Regions from separate parts of the Mus musculus genome. Here regions 2 and 3 are each linked to region 1. Evidence: chromatin loops called from intact Hi-C (ENCODE). Cell type or tissue: heart. All regions are shown on one strand.

Region 1 (5,000 bases):
TTTTTAAAGTGAAGTGGGCTGGGCAGTGGTTGTGTATACCTTTAATCCTAGCACTCAGGAGGCAGAGGCAGACCGATCTCTGTGAGTTTGAGGCCAGCCTGGTCTACACAGTGATTTCCAGGCCAGCCAAGACTACAAAGAGAAACCCTGTCTTGATAACAAAACAAACAAACAAGCAAAACTAGAACAAAAGCAAAATGGATAATGATCCTTGAAATGAATAGAAGATAAAATTTTAATTAAAAATAAACTCCAAAGAGTTTATTTTTACTATACCAGAAAACAGAAACTGGGAAACTTCTCCAGTGGGATTAATTTCTATCTAGACTATTGAAGGCAGTGCCACATCATCTTGCTTCCTCTTTTCTAATCAATATTTTTCATCCCTGTCTTGTCTGGATTTGATAAAACAACAACAACAAAAACCAACAAAACACCAACAACCTGACTTTACCATCCAAGCCACAAAAGTACAGAAAATAACAGGAAAATTATATTTTCCCCTACCTCTGCTCATTTGATATACTAACAGCTTCAGTTTTGTAGATATCTTTGTTTGTTTTTCAAGACAGGGTTTCCTCTGTTTAGCCTTCATTGCCCTGCAACTCCATTTGTAGATCAGGCTGGTCTGGAAGTCAGAGATCTGCCTGCTTCTTCATTCTGAGTTCTAGGATTCAAAGACATGTGCCACCACTGCCCAGCAGATACTATTAGCTGCTATTCAAGGACACACAAATAGTTATATAAAAGGTTTTGTACATAAACAATACTGTACATAATTGTTTAACTTTTGAAATTTATCAAACAGAAACCTAGTACTCACTGTACAAATGTAACAATTATATTTTGTCAGCTAAGTCAAAACATTTCTACTTTTTAACTAAGAAAGGTTTTGCATACTTTGAGATAAATACAGAATTATCTCATTTTTCAAGCAACTGTCTAATATTTAATTTTGGGCAGTCATCTTATGGGGAATACCCTGCATGACTTGGCCTTTGCCCACTACTATATTTTATCCCATGTAACTTTCACAGCTTCTAAGAGTCTAGACAACTAAGTTTGAGTACTCAACTGTCCATTATGTCTGTCTTTTTTTCTCAAACTGTGTCTAGGATGCTCCAGGCCATCTCTTACATAGCTAGCCCTCAAAACTAAAGAATCCCTAGATGCGCTTTTGAACACAACTGCATGTCCTCTTGTTTGACCTGTGCATAGCTTCTCGGCAGCAAGAACGCATTGTGTTTTCAATGTTACCTTCATTAGACAACCCCCTTTGAGAAGTACTGTTTCATTTCCCTATCTTGAGACACACAGCTTGGTAAACAGCAGGGGTTCTACTAGTCCTGGCTGATTCCTTCAAAGACTCCTGATTCGAGTCGTTTAATCAAGTGGCTTCGGTCTCCTTATCTGAAAAAGGGGACGACGCTGTCAATCACCTTGCTCAGGTAAAGTGAGATCCGCAAGTAAGAAAGGACAGAAAAGCTGTCTAGACTAGCTACTAGGGCTAGGTCGTTTTCAAGAATAGCACCCTGCAAGTAAGAATTCCTGGACCCGAGAGGCCAGACCTGGGGTCCGGCTGGTCGCGAGTGAGGGACCTGTCAGTTACGTCGGCACCGAGGAGCCGGAAGTGGGGTGGAGATAGAGGGTCTGACTCGGGGCGACTCCCGCGGCCTCACCTTGGTCTCTACGGTGGGCCCCTCCTTGTAGCCGACTCTCTCTTTGAAGCGGGACAGGAAGGCGGGCTCTGCGGGCCGCACATAGGACACTTGGTTCCGCTTGCTCATGGTAGTTCTGGTTCTGACCAACAATAAATAGCACTCGGCAGACTTGGCAGGGTACAAAGTGTCTGTCGCCCGCGCGGACTTCTGACGTAGACCGTGTTAGTGACGCCATCCGACCACGCCCAGGAGGCGTGGTCCGTTGGGGCGCCAAATTCAAATCTGCGGCCATCTTGAAGGGAGGATTCTGGTGGTCCTGGCGTAAGCGAATCTCGGACGGGGTCGCCATGGCCCCCGGCTGCAAATGTAAGTTGCGAGCCTGCCTGGTGAACTCATCGCCGCTGGCAGATGCCGGTGCTACGGGGCGTCACCTCTTAGGGCGCCCCGCGAGGGCGACGACGGCACACGCAGTGGGAACCCGAGTTCCTCACGGAGCGCGGGCGTCCCGCCTCGGCCACCCTACACCCGAGCGCTCTTCTCTGTGCATGGGACCCTGCTGTTTCCTTGCTGGCTTCTGGTGTCCTGAGGGCGGCCCTTGCGCTGCACTTGATGCTTGATTACCTATTTCTGCCTTTTTTGAAGGGAAGGGATTTGTGTTCCCTTCGGTGGCCTACCCTCAGAGGAGGGAACTTTAAAGCGAATTGCAACGGTCCCTTTACAACAGTTCCCATTCTTCATGCAAGACTTCATGAGTTCCTGAAACCAGAACTGTATCTTAGTACAGAACCCTATAGATAATGTGCTCTGTAAACTAAGTGTACTAAGATTAGCTAATACTAAAATACCTCAATTATAGTAATAGACAGTAATAGTTATTTGAAAGTAGTCTTTGCCTCAATTATAGTAATAGACAGTAATAGTTATTTGAAAGTAGTCTTTGACATAGTGTCTTATTATACCGGTCTTTTATCCTATGAGATTCTACGGTGTCTACTTGCTGAGAGAAATTCTGTAGACAGTATGACAGAGTTAGTATCCAAAAGTCACTTGAACACAAGCATTGTGATATAGCCACTTGATCTAATAACAAATGGCTGAGACTGTTAGGAGAGTAGTGTTTATAGTACCTGGCTAAAAAGAGTTGTGTAGCATGAGGCTTTATATTGAGACCTTGTTTAAAAAAAAAAAAAAAAAAAGGCTTAGAAATTGTTTCATTCTGAATTTTCTATTTAGTTGTTTTAGATTGTGATTGATGGCTGAGGAAAAAAACATAGAAAAAAGAAGTGCAGATTATGAGTAGACTAATATATATATTAATCTGTTTTCATCACAAAGAGATTGATTTAATCCCCCACTTCCAACGTATATGAGTGCCACCTCTTATATTGCCTATTATCTTTCTTAAATTATTTTTAATTATTGGTGTGTATGTGAGTGCACATGCATGTGTATATGTGTGCACAGCTGCGAGTGTAGTTTGTGTGTAGGTTGCTTGTGTGGGTGAAGATGGCCGTGGAGTGGTTGGATACTCTAGAGCTAGCATTATGAGTGGTTGTGAGCTTCTGAATATGGGTGCTGGCATGTGTGGTTTTTTTTTTTTTCCTTTGTTTTTCGGCTGATTATAAGATTTGAGAATAAAATGAGATACTTGAGAAAATTGTGAAATTATACATTTGAAATTTACAATAGTGTTCATGTTTGTAGCTCTTTGTCAATTGTTATTGTTTCCTGATGAATTGTTTTAGTAACCCTTTAAGTCTATTACACTGATATTTGAACAGCTCTGTGTGATCTTTTCCTCTATTTAAAGTAGCCTGTCTCCTCTACCTCTTCAGCAGTAAGAGAATTTAAGCGTACAAACTAGTACATGATAGAGCTTAAATTCTTTTTAAAATCTAGGCTCGTCTTAAGGTTTCTGTGAAGCCAGACAGGGCCTGGAGCTTCTGATCCTCAGGATTTCACCTCCCAAGTGCTAGGACAGCGATAGCCTTGTAGTCAGTCAGTAACTCCTTCGGCCTCAGCCAGTCTTCTGATTTCTACCCTCACCGATTAGTTTTACCTATTCTTGAAGCTCATGAGCATGGTACATATATTCTTTTTCTTGTTGTAGTAACTGTCCTGACACTTTGTGCCTGTGGGCACATGATAGGCAGCAGCAGCTATCACTGCTGTTTAGTGTTGTACTAGGTAAGCATGTTACAACTTGTTCTCCTTTTGATTGCCCTTTAGTTCACTCTTTTTTTTTTTTGAACTTGGGTTTCTAAGTTGAATTATCATGAGTAAAACACCTATGAATAGTGTTTAACATGTTTCTAGGCAGACACAAAAATGACCTCAAAGTTGAAAAAGATGTACAGTGAATGTATACAGAGGATTTCCTTGTAAAGCCACAACTTTATGATAGCCTCATAATAAGACTTTATACTTTAACCTTGGGTCAACAGATAGTATAGTGAGGTGGCTGATGGTAGGAAATAAGAATTCCAGAATGCCTGTGTTCAAGTCCTAGCATTTCTCAATACATCTTTTCAGGTTTCAGGAATTATACCAGAGCTGCCTACTTCTCTGAAGTTTGTTTGCTTGTTTGTTTGTTTTTTAAGACAAAATCTCTGCATAGTTTCCGACATCCTGGTACTTGGTTTATAAACCAGACTGACCTCTAACTCTGAGATCCTCCTTCCTCTGCCTCTGAGGTGGTCAGTTTCAAGCCATGCACCAGAGGCCTCTTCCCTGAAACTCTTCACTGTTGGGGTGGAGGGTTAAACGTTTTCTTTCGTGACTCTTTGTAACTCAACACAAACATGTACACACATGCCTATTTGTTGGGGTAACATGTTTTGTATACTGTGAAGGCATGTCCTGTCTCTCCTTTCCTGCCTAGCTCTAGGACATCATCAGCTCTTTATTAAAGCCAACCAGTGAACGCCTTAGGTTAAGTGAGGAAGGGCAGAGACATACCTTTCACAGCATACAAAACATTATCCCAGCTTCTCCCCCTTTAACATCTGATCACTTAAGGAGGTCTCTGCAGATCCAGAGTGGGTTCTCTTCCTGCACTTCTCCAGTTTTCGTCCCACGGAATCTAGCTGCATTTACTTTTCCAAACTCTGAACCATTTCTCCTCAGCTCAGCCAGATAAGCAAGCTCTCTGTGGACTCTCCACCTTTACTGTGCCTTGTGATCCAGAGTCACTTTACTTTGTTGTCTGTTGTCCAGTGTTGAGGACTTGTTGCATATTTTTGGTCCAGTTTCCTAGTTACTTAAGTAAATCCAGTTTTTGCTACTCCATCATGGCTGACTGATGATTGATTGAAATCAATTTGAAATTGAAATAAAATA
Region 2 (5,000 bases), 150 kb before region 1:
ATGTAAATGTACCAAATGTATCCATTCCTCTGTTGAGGGACATCTAGGTTCTTTCCAGCTTCTGGCTATTATAAATAAGGCTGCTATGAACATAGTGGAGCATGTATCCTTATTACATGCTGGAGCATCTTCTAGGTATATACCCAGGAGTGGTATAGCTGGGTCCTCCAGTAGTACTATGTCCAGTTTTCTGAGGAACAGCCAAACTGATTTCTAGAGTGGTTCTACCAGCTTGCAATCCCACCAGCAGTGGAGGAGTGTTCCTCTTTCTCCACATCCTCCCCAGCATCTGCTGTCACCTGAATTTTTGATCTTAGCCATTCAGACTGTTGCGAGGTGGAATCTCAGGGTTGTTTTCTAGAACCCAGGACCACCAGCCCATGGATGGCACCACTCACAGTGGGCTGGGACCTCTTACATCAGTCACTAAGAAAATGCTTTCCTGCAGTGTGATCTCCAGAGGTGTTTTCTCCATCGCGGCTCCCTCTTCTCTAAGGACTCTAGCATGTGTGAAGTTAACATAAAGCAGCAGCACAGACTGAAAACACAAAGATCCAGGGCACCCCACCAAATGTCTAAGTTACCCTCCTAACAGCTCCCTTTCAGTGGGTCTCATATGACTATTACGTGTACGTTGTGGGAGGAGCACACATCCATGTGGATTTTTGCAGGACAGCGTTTTTGGAATCTGTTCTTTCCTTCCACCTCCATCTAGTTACGGTAATCAAACCACAGTGGTCAGGCTGGAGGGTCTGATAGCAAACACTTTCATCTGTTGGTCGACCTGGCAGCACAGTACTGTATGCTTTATGATAATATGTGACTAAGGACATTGCTAATGAAAATATTTTAAACAAATGTGCCAAAATATAAATATCTAACAAGGATTGTCCCAAAACACTAAGAAGTTAAAACTTCAGAAGTTGTCAGGTGGTGGTGGCCCATGCCTTTGATCCCAGCACTCAGGAGGCAGAGGCCAGCAGATCTCTCTTCAAGGCCAGCCTTGTCTACAGGACTACACGGAGAAATCCCGTCTCAAAACAAAAAACAAAAACTCCTTCAGAAACCACCTTCAGTATCTGTAGCCTATTCTCTTTAACATAGTCCTCACTCTAAATAGTACTGTACGCCACAAATTCAAGTCGTCTAGAGGGGAAAAGCCCTAAATAGGGTAATAAATGGGACAAGTATTTAAAGGAGTTCTCAAAATGGGTAGAGGCAGTGTCCTTAAATCTACAGTCTCACAAGGGCAGGAAAATTGAGTCCCAGCACTCTTAAGCTTGCGTGACATGTGGCGCACACACTGCCTCAGAGACAGGTGGGCAATTGTAAACTATGCTCCTGCAGACAAAGGACACGATGTGGGCCGCAAGGTCGTCTTCAGGAGAATGAAGATCTGAGAGAAGGGGTGGGATGGCTTCTTGCTGGTTGACCAAGCCAAGAGGTAGCAAAGCGAAAAGCAGTTTATATTCCATCATTTGCAGGTCTGGAGATCAGTTACAGACGTCCAATAAAGCAGTAAAAAGCCCATGCTGAGTACACTGAACGTTTAAAAACAGCCTAGTAAGGAGTCGCGATGTGTCATGCCTGTAATCAAAGCACGTAGGAGGCTGAAGCAGGAGAATTGCCGCAAGTTCAAGGCCAGCGTGGGTTACAGTGTGAGCCACTGTCCCAAATAATTAAACTATCTCAAATAGATTAGATTGAGGAAAAGTCAAGTGGGAAATGTAAGCCAGAGGAACCGGATCTTTCACACTCAGCTGCATCTGGGAAGCCTACCAAGACTACCAACGGCTGCTCAGCAAGAACTGCGTCACCAGAGCGCCTTGCATAGCTCCGCCCCTTCCCCCCTCCCCACCAGGGGCTGCGCGTGCGCGCTTTGGCCCCGCCCCTGCCTCCCGCTACTCCTTTACCTTTGCTTATCGTCCTCCCACCTGCCTGCCAATCATCTTTCTCCCTCAGACCTAGTCGGCCGGAAGAACCGGCTTGTGTCTCCCGAAGCTGCCTTCGGAAACCCGCAGATAGCGGGGTAAGGACACCGCTTTGAAGCGGGGTGGGAGGCCGCTGAGAGCCGACGTCCTGGCTGGGAGCCGCTTGCCGGCCTTGCGCAGGCGTTCTAGGAGGAAGGTCGGTCCGCCTTAGCCAATGAGCATGGTTCGTGCGGCCTGCCGGCTCCAAGTGTCGGGGCGTCCAAGCACGAACCCAGGCCTCTGAGACAGTGGGCCAGACCTGTCAGGAGCTCCCTGCAGAGCGAAAGTTGCCCAGGGACTCCACACTTGCCACACAGGCCTTGGCCTGTGCGTGCTGAGGCGTAGGCGAGGCTGTCAGATGGGAGCTGGGTTTAGGCTGCTGCTGGGAGAGCCTTGAGGCTGGTGGGGCCCTGGGAGGAGCTGCACCCCAAGTTGCGGACCTGTCCATTCACCTCTAGACCTGTAATCAAACTTATGGCTAAGTAGACTCTCAGAGGGGAGTCTGAGGCGTAGATTACTCAAGTGCACTTCACCACTAAAGAGCTTAAGGAGTGTGCTAATTCATTCAAGACATCTGTGGAATGTGTGTGTGCGAATGGGTTTAAGATTGTAGGATAATGGTAAAAGGAAACAGGATCAGGCTGAATTTTATCAGTTTGAGACCACCGATTGGAGATTCCAGATTTAATGTGGAGTTCATATAGTTTTAAAAAGGTGTCAAAGTTTGGTTGGCTGGTTGGTTGGTTAGATTTGTCTACAGATGGCCTACTGAAAAGGAACTGGAGATGCCTGCCATCCCTTGGCTTAGTGTTGATGAAGGAGTTTTAAGCTCAGGGAAATTGCAGTGCTAGAGTGGGTACTCTCTGAAAAACCTGATCCCTCATAATGGAAAGGCCCAGAAGACATGCCCTACACTAACCTATAAGATGAAAATGGTTTGAGGGGGCAACAGCAGGTCCGAAGAGTTTTTGTCGTAATTTTTTCTCTTGTGCCAGATCTTAGGGTTCAGTGGGTGTAATTGGACCTTGGAGTAGCACCAGTGCCTGTATATATTAGGTCAGGCTGGGCCAGAAGTGCCTGAATCCTTCTTGAAACTGTAGAGTTTGTAGTTATGATTTAACTCTCCAGCAAGATACAAAAGGAAAGCTAAAGAATTTGTTATCTAGCCAGGCGATGGTGGAGTGTCATTAATCCCAGCAATGGGAGGCAACAGGAGGCAGAGACAGTTGGATCTCTGTGAGTTCAAGGCCAGCATGGTCTACAGAATGAGGTCCAGGACAGCTAGGGGTGTTACACAGAGAAACTTTGTCTCCAAAAACAAACAAATGGAACTTGTTATCATTGATATGTCTAATACTGTCTCCTGGTTTTGCTCTGGTTGTTTACTTGGTTCCCTACTCTAAGTAGAAAGCCTAAAAGCATTTTTTTTTTTTTAAATCCTGGTCTCTGGGTGAGAGGGTGCATGCTTTTAATCCCAGTACTCCAGAGGCAGAAGCAGGTAGATCTCTCTGAGTTGGATGCCAGCCAAGTCTACAAAGTGATATCCTGTCTCCAAAAACAAACAAACAAACAAACAAACAGAAAGGAAAAGAAAAGAAAGGTAGTTAGGTATGGTTTTATCATTACTTGAGAGAAGAATTTTTTTTTCTAAAGAAAAATTCCAAGATAGTTACAAAGGGAAACCATAACTAAAGTGAAGTTAGTGTGAAGTTAAGTTAATTGAAATAAGTTACTTTCAAATACAGATTGTGCCAAGGGGCCAAAGCTCAGTGTTGAAGACCTCTATTTGATAATTTCTGTGCTTGTCAAAAATAATGGACAGAGGCTGTTAGATCTACAAAGCAAGTTCCAGACCAGCCTGAGCTACGTAGAGAGTTGCAGACCTTGAAGAAAGAAAGGAAGGAATGGAACAGAAAATAATACCACTATTAAGTAGATTCGGGTAGTCATTTATACTGGCTTGTAAACGAATTTTATCCTTCCATATCTACCTTCTGTCCACACAGTAGATCATTTCTTTAGGACAAGGCTCTCCAGGGTGCCCTCCCTGCCCTATAGGTGTAGCCTCAGGAAGTCTCCTGTTACTCTGAAAGTCGGAATCATTGCATTTACTGCTTTGTTTTACAGTTATCTACTTGTGTCTGTGTCCTGCTTCTCTACCCTTTCCTCAAACTAAGTTTAGTGAACACAACAAATGCTCGTTGTTTTACCCTGGACCTAACATGGAAGCACTGGTGAAGTGATAAATTAAGGACTCAGAATGCCTTCTGAGTCTGATGAGAGAGTTAGGAGTGCCTCTTGTCCATCTGTAGCCTACCTGAGGTTTTCTCTAAGTGGAAGGGCAGTGTATTCTGTGGAGTACTGGTAGCCGTCATGAGAATCTGTCTGCAGACAGAACTCCTGCAGCTGACATAGCTGCAATAGACTGTTAGGTCTGGTATCTCTAGCGTTTCCCAGAACCTGCCCCTGTGCTAAAGCAGTGTCTCCAATCTTCTGAGTCTTTGATTCTCTGTGTAACTGACTGCAGCAATTGAAGAGACAGACTGAGTTCTTTCAAGGATTTTACTCAGTTGAAGCTGAGATCTTGATTTACACTGCAGAAGAACTTATTAAGAAAAGGCTTTCATTTAAGCTAAGGGTGCTAACAGAAAAAAAAATCTCTTCCCACAAAGGTAGTAATTATAGAAAGTGTTCATATTACATATCAAATATGAATGACTATAGCCTGGGAAGATATATTCAGTTTTCCCTGAATAATATATTCTAACATAAAAGCAGTTACATGGGCTTTTAGTCACAGAACAAAAGAAAGTCATAAGTAGCTTGTAGCACTCTTCCAGAAGGTTACAGAAGGTTAGGAAGTTGGAAGAAGGACAACACACACACACACACACACATACGGATTGTATCCCCTCCTGAAACTACGCCAAAATAAACTCTTCTTATATTGCAGGGTTTTGTTTTGTTTTTTAATCACAGCAACAGAAAAATAACTAAACCACATCCTCACACGTAAAACGTTTTTAAATA
Region 3 (5,000 bases), 65 kb before region 1:
GGACTAGGTATAATTAAAAGAGCAGACCAAACCCTCAAACCCCAGATTTAAAAAAGGCAACATGCCTCTTACCCTCCTTATGTTCAGTTGACAAAGGCCCTAACAACACTAAATATTCTTAATGTGTATAAAAACACAAAAATACCCTCCCCCATTATTCTTCATTGGAATCACCACAACTAATCCCACACATACTTCTTGGTGAGATGGTAGGAGTCCCTAGACAGGATCTGGAAGGGACCTGAACCGTCCTCATGGTGGGAAGGGTTTTGTTTGTTTATACACACAGGATCAGCCTTAGTCTAAACACGAACATGGACACCCATCAAGAAAATGACCTGCCTATCACTGACAGTAAATCGAAGGAAGAGACCCAGAAGGAGACATCCACATCCAAGCAACAAGGTCACCTGGAATGGCATGCATAATCTGGTAATTACTGCACAATGCACATGCCCTCCTCAAGCCCCCCCCTCCCCGCTTTGGTTTTTGTTTGTTTGTTTTGTTTGGTGGTTTTTTTTTTTTTTTTTTGAGACAGGGTTTCTCTGTGTAGCCCTGGCTGTCCTGGAACTCACTTTGTAGACCAGGCTGGCCTCAAACTCAAAAATCTGCCTGCCTCTGCCTCCCAAGTGCTGGGATTAAAGGTGTACGCCACCACCGCCAGGCTCTCTCTGCTGTTTTAACGACACAGTCTTTGTTATATCACAGGCCTGTCCCACCACTGATCAAACCCCTAATTCTCTCTCCAACATCCACCACTAGTGTTTTTCCTTTCAGCAAACCTATGACAGCAAGAACCAGGAACTCATGTCTGCAGACGGTGCCAACCACGCATGCTAAAGCTCTATTTCTATTCCTGTCTATCCTAACCCCATGTCTGTAACCCTAAACCCCTTTCTCTGCCTTCCCTATTGACAAAAGGGTCATAAAGGAGAAGCAGGCTGCCTCACAGATCAGGATTTTTTATGGCGGCCGCTGTTATTGATCCTATAAAATTGAACTCAGCTCTCACAGAAATGATTTCTAAGCTGTGTTTTTTTTTTTTTAAATTAAGTCTGCTTGAACCCTTACAATGTATATTAAATAAATACAAATTGATGGTTTTACATAAAGAAGAAAGAAAGAAATAGCCTATTTCAAAACCTGAATAACTGTCTCATTGTTATAGATGACCCCTGGGATGAAATATGGAGAATGGGAATCATGGGGAAGCTATATCCCACCAGTTGCGCTGCATGCCCCTCTGCTCATATCTCTCGATACCTGGAGCAGTCCACATGAACCCATAAAACCATTCTTGAACAGGAAATACAACTGAGAAGAAATGCCCAATCCTGGCTACAACATGTTCAATGCGCTTCTGATCTATTATTGCTCCTCACATCCCATCTAAAATGCCTCTCTATGTTTTTTCTGTGCATCCCTTTTGGATCCCCTCTTAGTAATGACTCCTGTTCATGCTACCTCGCATGGTTCCTCCTCAGACCCAGGTTTCTCCTTTAATAAACCCTCATAGGAGGTCCCCCTCTTTGAGGGGCCCCTACCTCAGCATTCCTGTTATAATTATTCCCCAGATACAGATGACCACCACTCCCAGGGTTGTACTACGAAATAGAAGGATGCTGGACCTCCTGACAGCAGAACAGGGTAGAGGGGGAAGCTCGTGTCATCCTGGAGTAAGAATGTTGTTTCTCTGTAAATGAATTGAAATTGGTTGAACAAAATATTAAGACCCTTTGTATTAGATCATTATATCATGTGATATATATATATATATTTTACTAACCTGTGAATCAAAAAAGCAAGCAGTAAGCATCACACCTTACACACAAAGAATCAGGGCCACAGATTGTGCTATTTGAGCCCATAAATGTGTATTTTATAAATCCAAAGCACAGGAATAAAAGTATTTACAAAACTATAATAGTTAAAGAAATTTCAATAAAGAAAGTCATAACAAATTTGAATTCTCAGAGAATTGTCCTCTGAGAGGGACCTACCCTTTTATAGTAAATAAAGTTCTCCATCTTGTTAGATAGCAAACTTTATAACACAATTAATCCTTCCTGAGACTGGCACTTTGAGGTGAGATGACCTCAGAGATAAATTTAGGGTAAAAGAGCCAAGGAAAGAACACCCTGACCCAGACTTGACCCCTAGACCCCAAGAAACAGTTCCACCAATCCCTGAGTTTGCCCCAAACTCTGACTAGAATCCCACAAATCCCAGACTGCCCCAGAAGTCCCATCCCTCACTGAAACCTATATAAGGCCTGCCTTCTCCTCAGTTCCCCCTGCTCCTTGCCTGAGCAGAGGCAGCCACTCTTCTGGGTTTTCCCTTCCGATAAATCTATGTGAGATTTGTTGTGTGGTGTGACTTTGTGGTATTCCTTGACTCCCGATTGCCAGGGTACCTTTCCCAGGAAAGCTGTAACACTTACATCGGGGGAACCTTTGCCTGCTCAAGCAGAACTGTACAGTTGCGGGAACCTTCCCCTTAATGGAACCGAGCTGTAACACAATTAGGAATTGGGCTCTAATTGTATAGGGCATCATCAGGGACAGGCTGGTCTGTCAAAGTCTGATTGTTGGAAAGTATGGCTTTGCTTTTTTTGACCTTTTTATGTCAAGAGTGAGGTCTCTGGAATCTGAATGACTCTAAGTTCAGCATGACACCCTCTTGTGCCCCAGATGTTCCCTGGGTAAAAAAAAATCTTAGCGTTCAAGATTATTGCTCACCTTGGCAACCAAGACTTCCGGAATCCAGGAGGTACCGGAAGTGATGCTCTCATGCTTCCCGTCCCGCCGTCGTTGCCATTTCCTAGTGTCCTGGAGGTGTGTGGGGCCGTTGAGCCGTCACGCATGACGGTGGCGACGCGGTGGAAAGTGCGGCCCGCACTCGGGCCGCGACGCGGGCGGTGCCGGGGTGCTTACCCGAGGCGGAGCCGCGTCGTCCTCGTGTTGTGGTCGCTCGGCTTGGGGTCGGCTCGAGTTGTTGGCTCCCGTGCGTCAGCGCTGCACGGGGCAGACGCGGCCAGGTGAGCGGCTACCGAGGCAGGACCGTGACTCTGGAGTGAGCCCCACGCGAGCTCGCAGATTAGACGTGCAGCGAGACCTGCCGCTTAGCACTCGGCACAGTAAGGACCGCAGGAAAGTGTCCTGTGCTCTTGTGTACTCTCGGAGAGTTCACAGATTACTCCATCTGTCTTAAAAACAAAACAAAACAAAACAAAACAAAACAGGCTCAGAGGAAAATGTCTAACCCTGGGGTCTCCAGTGCCTGATATCTGATATCTCAAACCACGGCACACATCCTAGTTGCCCCAGAGGATCTGGTTTTCAAATGGCATGCATAAACGGAAAGGAAAATGGCTTTTCCCAAATTTTGTCCACTAAACTAACCACATTCGTGTAACATATCTCTCTCCCTGTGTAACACATATGCACGCGTGCAGGACTGGGAAGCAGTCCTGCCTTTTGAATCTTCGCAGGAAACAGAGCCCTGAGTAAACTGCAAACAATTGCATTAAGAGAAGTGATCCAACAGAGTTATGGGTGGAGAGTAGTCCGTGGGATTACTGAAGCTATAAACAGTGGTATGCCCGGAGAGACCAGAAAGTTAAAGTTAAGTTCCAAGTTAAGTAGAAAAGACTTCCAAAAGTTTTAATACTAGTTCCTCCCTTTGGGTGACCCTCCAGTAGTTTAGAGGCCATGACTGGTGAGTTCCTCATAAACAGTTGAAGTACACTGTTATAGTATGAGGTACAGCAAGGGAAATGAGCCATTGTTTTATATCTGGGGAAAGCAGGAAAATATCCTTCAAGAGAGGTGTTATTTATTCGGAGTCTTGACACTTGATTAAGAGTTTGTCAGAAATGACGGGAAAAAACAGGGAAGGTGCAGACAGGTAAAGTGTGGTCCCCACCCCCTTATTTGTAAAGTGTTAGCCCCAAACTTTAGTACATCTTTACCAGCTGAGTTTTGAGCCTCCACTCCCAGCACAAGTTTATGAAAAAATTAAAGATAAATCCTATTTGAATTTCAGTGCTTACTACAGGACATATTAAATAGTTAAATCATTTAGTATTTTCTTTAACATCCAGTTTCCTTGTATACCCTGCTTTGGAGGCCATTGATGTCCTTTTAATTTGGGTACTTGGGGGAAATGGTTGGAGGTGTATGTGAAAGACTGTGAAAGCTAAGCCTAGACATTCAGTTAGCTTTTATCCTGCAGGTGACTGGAGCCACTAATAGTTTGAAAAGGGAAGTCACTTGGAGTCATTTCTGTGTTTGTACTCTTCTCTTCCCCGGAGGCTTTGCTTCTAGCTGCAGAACCTGTTACCAGCTAAGAGCTAGGTGCTCCAGGACTCTGATCATTCTCTTTGTGTTTCTGTAGGTGACACTTTCCTCACTTCCTTTCTTGACTCTGAAAAAACAGCCCCCGCAGTTTGAAGCAGAGACTCATTTTCAGTGTGCCTGCTGTAGCTGGAACCAGCTTCTCTTTTGGGATCACAATGACCATGGAAGGCAGGGGGACATTAGATATCATCCCCAGGACTGCCATGTATCAGAAGCAGGAGGGGAACTTGACTGTGAAGCAGGAACCAGGAAGCCAGACATGGGGACAGAAGAACTACCTTCCCGTCTGTGAAATATTCCGACTGCACTTCAGGCAGTTGTGCTACCATGAGATGTCTGGGCCTCAGCAAGCCCTGAGCCGGCTCAGGGAGCTCTGCCACTGGTGGCTGATGCCAGAGGTCCACACCAAGGAACAGATCCTGGAACTGCTGGTGCTGGAGCAGTTCCTGAGCATCCTGCCCAGGGAGCTTCAGACCTGGGTACAGCTCCATCACCCTGAGACTGGCGAGGAAGCTGTGGCTATGGTGGAGGATTTCCAGAGACACCTTAGTGAGTCAGGGGAGGTAAGCAGTCAGTCTATAGGAACATCTAGAGCCACTCTCTAAACTTGGGCTAGCCTGAGAGCAAGTATTCACCATTCCC

What was found. Hi-C counts contacts between places; a loop is a spot of excess contacts. Peaks named below come from ENCODE experiments on the same cell type or tissue, not always from the same donor. Only the 100,000 strongest peaks of a DNase experiment are listed, where the experiment ranks them.
Region 2: it touches region 1 in a loop (4-fold over the local background); 7 of 42 quality-filtered maps call a loop at or near these places.
Region 3: it touches region 1 in a loop (2.3-fold over the local background); 4 of 42 quality-filtered maps call a loop at or near these places.

The regions. Positions count from the first base shown.
Region 1 is chr9:122,949,126-122,954,125 of GRCm38, forward strand. 1110059G10Rik (RIKEN cDNA 1110059G10 gene) reads right to left here and starts at 1,875. Exons shown (of 3, transcript NM_025419.4): 1 at 1,680-1,875. The coding sequence starts at 1,787. Kif15 (kinesin family member 15) reads left to right here and starts at 1,956. Exons shown (of 35, transcript NM_010620.1): 1 at 1,956-2,027. The coding sequence starts at 2,009. In heart, a CTCF peak has its summit at 2,052; a DNase peak (open chromatin) is centred at 1,886; H3K4me3 peaks cover 2,973 bases; H3K27ac peaks cover 1,676 bases.
Region 2 is chr9:122,803,660-122,808,659 of GRCm38, forward strand. It overlaps Tcaim (T cell activation inhibitor, mitochondrial), which reads left to right and starts at 1,888. Exons shown (of 11, transcript NM_001013405.2): 1 at 1,888-2,029. In heart, no CTCF peak of the experiment used is centred here; DNase peaks (open chromatin) are centred at 1,992 and 2,102; H3K4me3 peaks cover 1,670 bases; H3K27ac peaks cover 1,326 bases.
Region 3 is chr9:122,884,029-122,889,028 of GRCm38, forward strand. Zkscan7 (zinc finger with KRAB and SCAN domains 7) reads left to right here and starts at 2,790. Exons shown (of 6, transcript NM_001177505.2): 1 at 2,790-3,037; 2 at 4,396-4,921. The coding sequence starts at 4,514. It also overlaps a transcript of Zfp445 not described here. In heart, no CTCF peak of the experiment used is centred here; a DNase peak (open chromatin) is centred at 2,873; H3K4me3 peaks cover 1,363 bases; H3K27ac peaks cover 1,252 bases.